Linked DNA regions of Mus musculus: region 2 is linked to region 1. Evidence: chromatin loops called from intact Hi-C (ENCODE). Cell type or tissue: left cerebral cortex. All regions are shown on one strand. Each heading gives the region's core, and the rest is flanking DNA. Links, peaks and the distances in the headings are about the cores only. Region 1 holds the start of Sash1 (SAM and SH3 domain containing 1). Region 2 overlaps Sash1 (SAM and SH3 domain containing 1).

Region 1 (2,910 bases), core at 177-2,676:
ATTTTTTGATTGGTTTTTAAAAGGAGGAGGAGGGGGAGAAGAGGGAAAAAGGACCTCTTCAGGGATATTTCCCTCTGGCATTTTCACTTGATTAACATATCGAGGCCTGAACTGTGCATGGGCTTAGCGGCCATAAAATTAACTTTTATTTTGAACATACCCCTTGCCTGTTTCTTCCACGTAAAACAAAACAAAACAAAACAAAACAAAACAAAACAAAACAAAACAAAACAAAACACACCCTTACAGCTCAGAGAGGGTCTCATTTAAGTATCCGAAAACCCTAGAAGTGCACAGCACTGCGGCCACTCGGGAGCCGAAACGCCCGGACTTACGACCCAAACAATGGCTCGTGACCAGGCGAGCTTTGTCACACTTTGTTTTCCAAGAAGCCTGACAGACAGGACTGTAATTCCAGGGGTTGTCACCATACGGACTCCTCTTAAACTCGAACTCAGCGAGCGGCTTAAAGATTAACTTTCTGCAGTTTCAGTGGCGGAAGGCGCGGGTGAATGGCGCGATTGGGGACTTGTGCAGGGCCCCGGGCCCGTGGCGCGGTGGCGCTTTCAAAAGGCGATTTGTTGGCCAGGCTGAGGCTCATTTCCATGCAAAGCGCCTGACATCAGAGCACCTTTTGTTGCTAAACGCTTTCTTGAGCCTGGAGGGGAGGGAGTCATGTGGAGTTGGAAGAGCTCATTCTAAAGAGAGGGGTCCAGGACTAATTAGCCCGGGTCCACAGGCGTCACTGTCCCCTGCCCAGCCCTGCACAAACTCTCCAGTAGAGGCGAGTGGTGTGCCACCCGGAGCCGGTCCCCGAAGCAGGACGCAGCACCCGTGCGGTGTGGCTCTTGTCTCCCTGGTCCCGTGAACTCCCCGCCGCAGCCAGTGTTGTGGACTCTGCTCCAGCTACCCTGTTGCTGCGCGGGGCCGGGCTAGGAAAAGTTTCTGGAGTTGTCAATCGCGGTCGCCCGGGATCGAGGTGCCAGTCCTGGCAGTGGTGCTCGTACCCAGCGGAGCCTGGGGCATGCGACGCGGGGGCGCGGCCCGGTGACGCCGCGGGCGGGGAACTTGCGCCCCGTCGGCCGACGCGCTGCTGCGAGCGGTGGGCAGCGCGGGGACCCGGACGCGGACGCACGGGGACGCGGCCATGGAGGAGGACGCGGGAGCTGCTAGCCCGGCGCCGGAGCCTGAGCCGGAGGTGGATCCCGCCCGGGAGCTGGAGCCCGAGGCCGGTGTCTCCGAGTCAATCTCCCGCCTCTGGACCGACGTGATGGGCATCCTGGTGAGCTACCTGGGGAGGCAGGCGGGGGAAGCGGGGCTCACCCCTCGCCCACCTATTGGTCACCCTTCTTCTTTCCGCTGTATTCTCTATATAGGGGTTGAAACTGTAATTTAGAAAAACCAAACCAAACCAAACCAACCAAACAAAAAAAAAAAACCCCTACTTGTCGGGTCACATCAGAGACACCTCTTGAACAATCGACTGTAATTAGGGACACCTGCTTAGAAAAGTTGGCGTGGAAAAAGCCAGAAAGAGTAGATGTAAATACTACTTGTAAATATTTGGCGAGTGGACTCCTCATGGCCTCTCGGTATTGATGTTTATCCGCACAGGGCTTGTCCTGTGCCCATGAGAGGAAAACAACCGTTTCCTTGTGCAGAACTACCACGGTGTTTACTTGCTCTGCCCTCAGCTCTTCTAGTTTGTAGAATTACAGGATATTTGTTTTATATGTTTGGCGCTGAGAACAATAAGGCATATATTGCTGAATCTGTGCTGATAAGGGGTTTTGAACTGCCGGGCGTGGTGGCGCACGCCTTTAATTCCAGCACCTGGGTGGCAGAGGCAGTCGAATTTCTGAGTTCGAGGCCAGCCTGGTCTACAGAGTGAGTTCCAGGACAGCCAGGACTACACAGAGAAAATCTGTCTCGAAAACAAAACAAAACAATCCCCCAAAAACAAAAACAAAACAAAAACAACAACAAAAAAAACCCAAAATCAAAAACAAAACAAAACAAAACAAACAAACAAAAAAACCCAAAAACCAAAACCAACCAACCAACCAAACCCCCCCAAAAGAGGTTTTGAACTGGCCAGTGGTTAAAACTGCCTATGGATTTATCTTAGTTCTGGAAAGTAGTTCTACTGAGGATGAAATTTTACCTTGGATGGATAGGGTGTTAGCCGTGTCTCTGGTGTTAGCCGTGTCTCTTTAGGAACGATATAGTTTTCTTCATAGTGGTTAAGGTCTTGGGCTTTGGAGCGAGTTAGTCTGGTTCAAATCCCTGCTCCCCAGGGTTTTAGCAGTGCCTCTTTGGGCACGATACAGTGTTTAGTTTTCTCCATAGTGGTTAAAGTCTTGGGCTTTGAAGTTAGTTAGCCTGGTTCAAATCCCTGCTCCCCAGTTGTCTGTCTACAATTACCATATCAAGGTCATTCACTCCTGACTCTCCAATTCACTTGAAAAACAGGAAGACATGTGTCTTGGGTTTTATGAGAGGCACTATGTCCATGTGTATGATGCACTCAGCATATTGCCAGATGAATGGTAGATGGTCAATGAATACAGCTCTGTATATATTTTTTCTTGCAAATAGAGCCTATGTCTCATCTTTTTGGACATCTTGAAGTTCAGTGTATCTCATTTTCCTGGGTTAAAGATTTCTGTCTGTGCTTTCAAATACATAATAAAAGACATATTTACCTACGTTAGAATTTTATGTATGTATGCTGTGTACGTAAGTCTTTTGGATTTAAAATCTGTTGCGTTTCCTAAACTTTTTCAGAGATACATACAATGCTCAGTTGAATTGCAGGAAATCAAGCGATTGTTTTGTGAGTGGTGACAGACAATCTTAAGTTTTAGACCGGCAGACACCTTATCTTGGTTCTTGCCCAGAAGCCACTCT
Region 2 (2,910 bases), core at 257-2,756, 47 kb after region 1:
AATCCACAGGACAGGGGCAAAACCTAGTGATCCAGAAAGGGAGATAATCTAATCCCGGGCATTGCCCAATCCACTGTGTTCCCCAGGATAGACCTTTGTGAATACCTTCACTAACTCTGTGTGTGTGTGTGTGTGTGTGTGTGTGTGTGTGTGTGTGTGTGTGTGCTGTGTGCTGTGCAGGGAGCAGCTTACAGGGATCACTTCTTTGCTTCTATGTTGGTTCCAGGGACTGACTTGTGTTGTCCGGCTTGGTGGCTCCTTACCCACTCAGTTGTCTTACTAGCTCCTCCTCCACTTCCTTCTCCTCTTCTTTTCCTTCTTCTCCTCCTCTCTCCTCTTTCTCCTCTTCTTCCTCTTGTTCCTCCTTCCTCTTCCTTCTTCTCTTTCTCCTCCTTCTCCATACCCTCTTCTTCCTCCTCTTCCTCTTCCTCCTCTTCCTCTTCCTCTTCCTCCTCCTCCTCTTCCCCCTCCCCCTCCTCCTCCTCTTCCCCCTCCCCCTCCCCCTCCTCCTCCGATAGGGTTAGTTATATTCTCAGCCCAGGCTGGCCTTGATTTGGTAATCCTACTTTGGTGTCCTGGGCAGTTAGAATTTATAGACATGCTGTCTTAGGATTTCTATTGCTGTAATGAAACACCATAACCAAAAAGCAACTTGTGAAGGGACATCACAGTTGATCATCACAGGAATTTAGGGCAAGAACTCAAAAAGGGCAGGAACTAAAGGCAGGAGCCGATGCAGAGACCACGGAGGGGTGCACTTTACTGGCTTGCTCCTTCCCTCTAGGTAGCTCAGCCTGCTTTCTATAGAACTTAGGACTACCAGCCCAGGGATGGCACCACCCACAGTGGGCTGGGCCTTCCTCTGTCAATCACAAATGAAGAAAATGCCTTACAGATGGATCTTATGGAGGCATCTTCTCAGCTGAGTTTCCCTTTCAGACAACTCTAACTTGTGAAAGTTGACACACAACATGCCTGGATACCTGCACTATAACTGTGTCTGGTTTATAATCTCTATATCCTTTTAGAACACAACAGAAAAGACTTCATAAAAATTCCATTGAGAAGTTGAAATAAGATAAAGATATTTCCGTTTTTACCTGTAGCTTTTTTATTTTTAAAATGTTTTTCTTCTCTTTCTCCATTTGTTTATCCTCTCTACTTTTCTCCTCCCTTCTCTCCCCTCCCTCCCCCCTTCTGAGAGAAAAAGAGAGAGAGAGAGAGAGAGAGAGAGAGAGAGAGAGAGAGACTCATGTAGGCAGGCGAGCATACATGCAGGTGGAACTTAAAGGTTAACTTGCAAGGTTTTGGTTCTCCTCCCAGCATGGGTTCTAGGGATCCAACTCAGGTGGTCAGGCTTGGTGGCAAGCTCCATTACCGGCTGAGCCATATTGCTGGCCCTGTAAGCTGCTTTTTAAACAAACAAACAAACAAACAAACAAACAAAGTTTATTTAATAAGGCAACCCGATTCTACAAAGTCCCATAATATTTTTCTTTTAGATTTATTTATTTTATGTATGAGTACTCTATTTGTATGTACACCTACATGCCAGAAGAGGGCATCAGATCCCAGTATAGATGGTTTTGAGCCACTATGTGGTTGCTGGGAATTGAACTCAGGGCCTCTGGAAGAGCAGATAGTGCTCTTAACCACTGAGTCATCTTTCAGCCCTCAAGTCCCATACTATTTTAACTAAAAAATTATGTATATTGATGGGCAGGCAAAGTGACAGATTTTTTATGGCATTTTATAGATGCTCTGTCCCCCTTGCCTCATGTTGTGATTTTTCGTGTATTGTGTAAAAACTCTTGTATTGACTGCTAAATGATGGAGTGCCATGGTTTACTGGAGAATAAGTGTTGGGAAACGGTAACAGGACAAAAGGAAACCAAATACTTCGTAGAGTTCTTGTGTGTTTTTGTAACTTGGTATCACAAAGAACTTGCTGTTAAGACAGGAAGCACTGCCGTGTGTCAGGCAGGTTGTGTTACAAGGACTAGATACTCACAGATAAAGATCTGGTCTGTCACACTGGTAGTGGTGACAGGGATCTGTGTACAGCCAACTCTAGCCTCTCGTTCTCGCCTGTTCTCACGGAGATGAGTTGAAGCCCTAGAGCAACGGGACAGAAGTGAAAGTCATCATGCCACTGAAAGGAACGGTCTGCTGGGAGTGGCCTGGGAGAGCAGGGTTGGGGTTAGGGTTCATCCCTAAGGCTGGGACTCTGCAGTGTATAGATAGGCTTTAAGGATGGAGACAGCTTGTATCATTTCTCAGCCATGCAGTCCAGTAAACTGGACCAACTAATGGGAACAGCTAAGCTGAATTCATGGGACAGGGCTGGATTCAAAAACACAGTGGCAGAGCATTAATGCCAGCTCTAATTCTAATTAAGGCTCTATATGTAGACATTCACCTCTGTTTAGGTAGGTATCTTTTTATTAAATGCTCTAGCTGATCAATTGATCAGCTAATTGATTGAGACAATGACTCACTGTATAGCCCCAGGCAGCCTTGAACTCCGTGCATATATAGCTCGGGCTATATACTCTGGATTGTCCTTCTTCAGATTCTCAAGTGCTGGCATTATGCCTGCACTTCACAGTGTGGCTCTGATCCTGCCCTTTAGAAGACATTTACTGGATAGACATCAGCCATGTCAAAACATCACACGCCGCCTGCCAAACTTTCACAGGTACAACCCGTAAAATTTACTTCCTAAAATGTAATTCAGTGGTTTGCAGTATTTCCATAAGATTGTACAACCTTTCTTGCTAATTCCCAAACTTAAAACCTTGAGTTCGGTTTCTCACCTTTTTGTGGGGACCGTACACTAAGTATATTGTCTATTACTGTATCTCCAAGAGTAGAACAAGTCTTGGCAGAGAATGTATTATGACCAATAAG

What was found. Peaks named below come from ENCODE experiments on the same cell type or tissue, not always from the same donor. Only the 100,000 strongest peaks of a DNase experiment are listed, where the experiment ranks them.
Region 2: it touches region 1 in a loop (2.2-fold over the local background); 6 of 42 quality-filtered maps call a loop at or near these places.

Annotation. Positions count from the first base shown.
Region 1 is chr10:8,884,096-8,887,005 of GRCm38, reverse strand. It overlaps Sash1 (SAM and SH3 domain containing 1), which reads left to right and starts at 936. Exons shown (of 20, transcript NM_175155.4): 1 at 936-1,282. The coding sequence starts at 1,148. In left cerebral cortex, for the core only: no CTCF peak of the experiment used is centred there; DNase peaks (open chromatin) are centred at 644, 907 and 1,560; H3K4me3 peaks cover 2,500 bases; H3K27ac peaks cover 1,750 bases.
Region 2 is chr10:8,837,096-8,840,005 of GRCm38, reverse strand. The region is part of intron 2 of Sash1 (SAM and SH3 domain containing 1); the gene reads left to right. Among named protein-coding and RNA genes, the nearest start is that of Gm25410, 14 kb to the right of the region's middle. In left cerebral cortex, for the core only: a CTCF peak has its summit at 1,529 (motif pointing right); no DNase peak of the experiment used is centred there.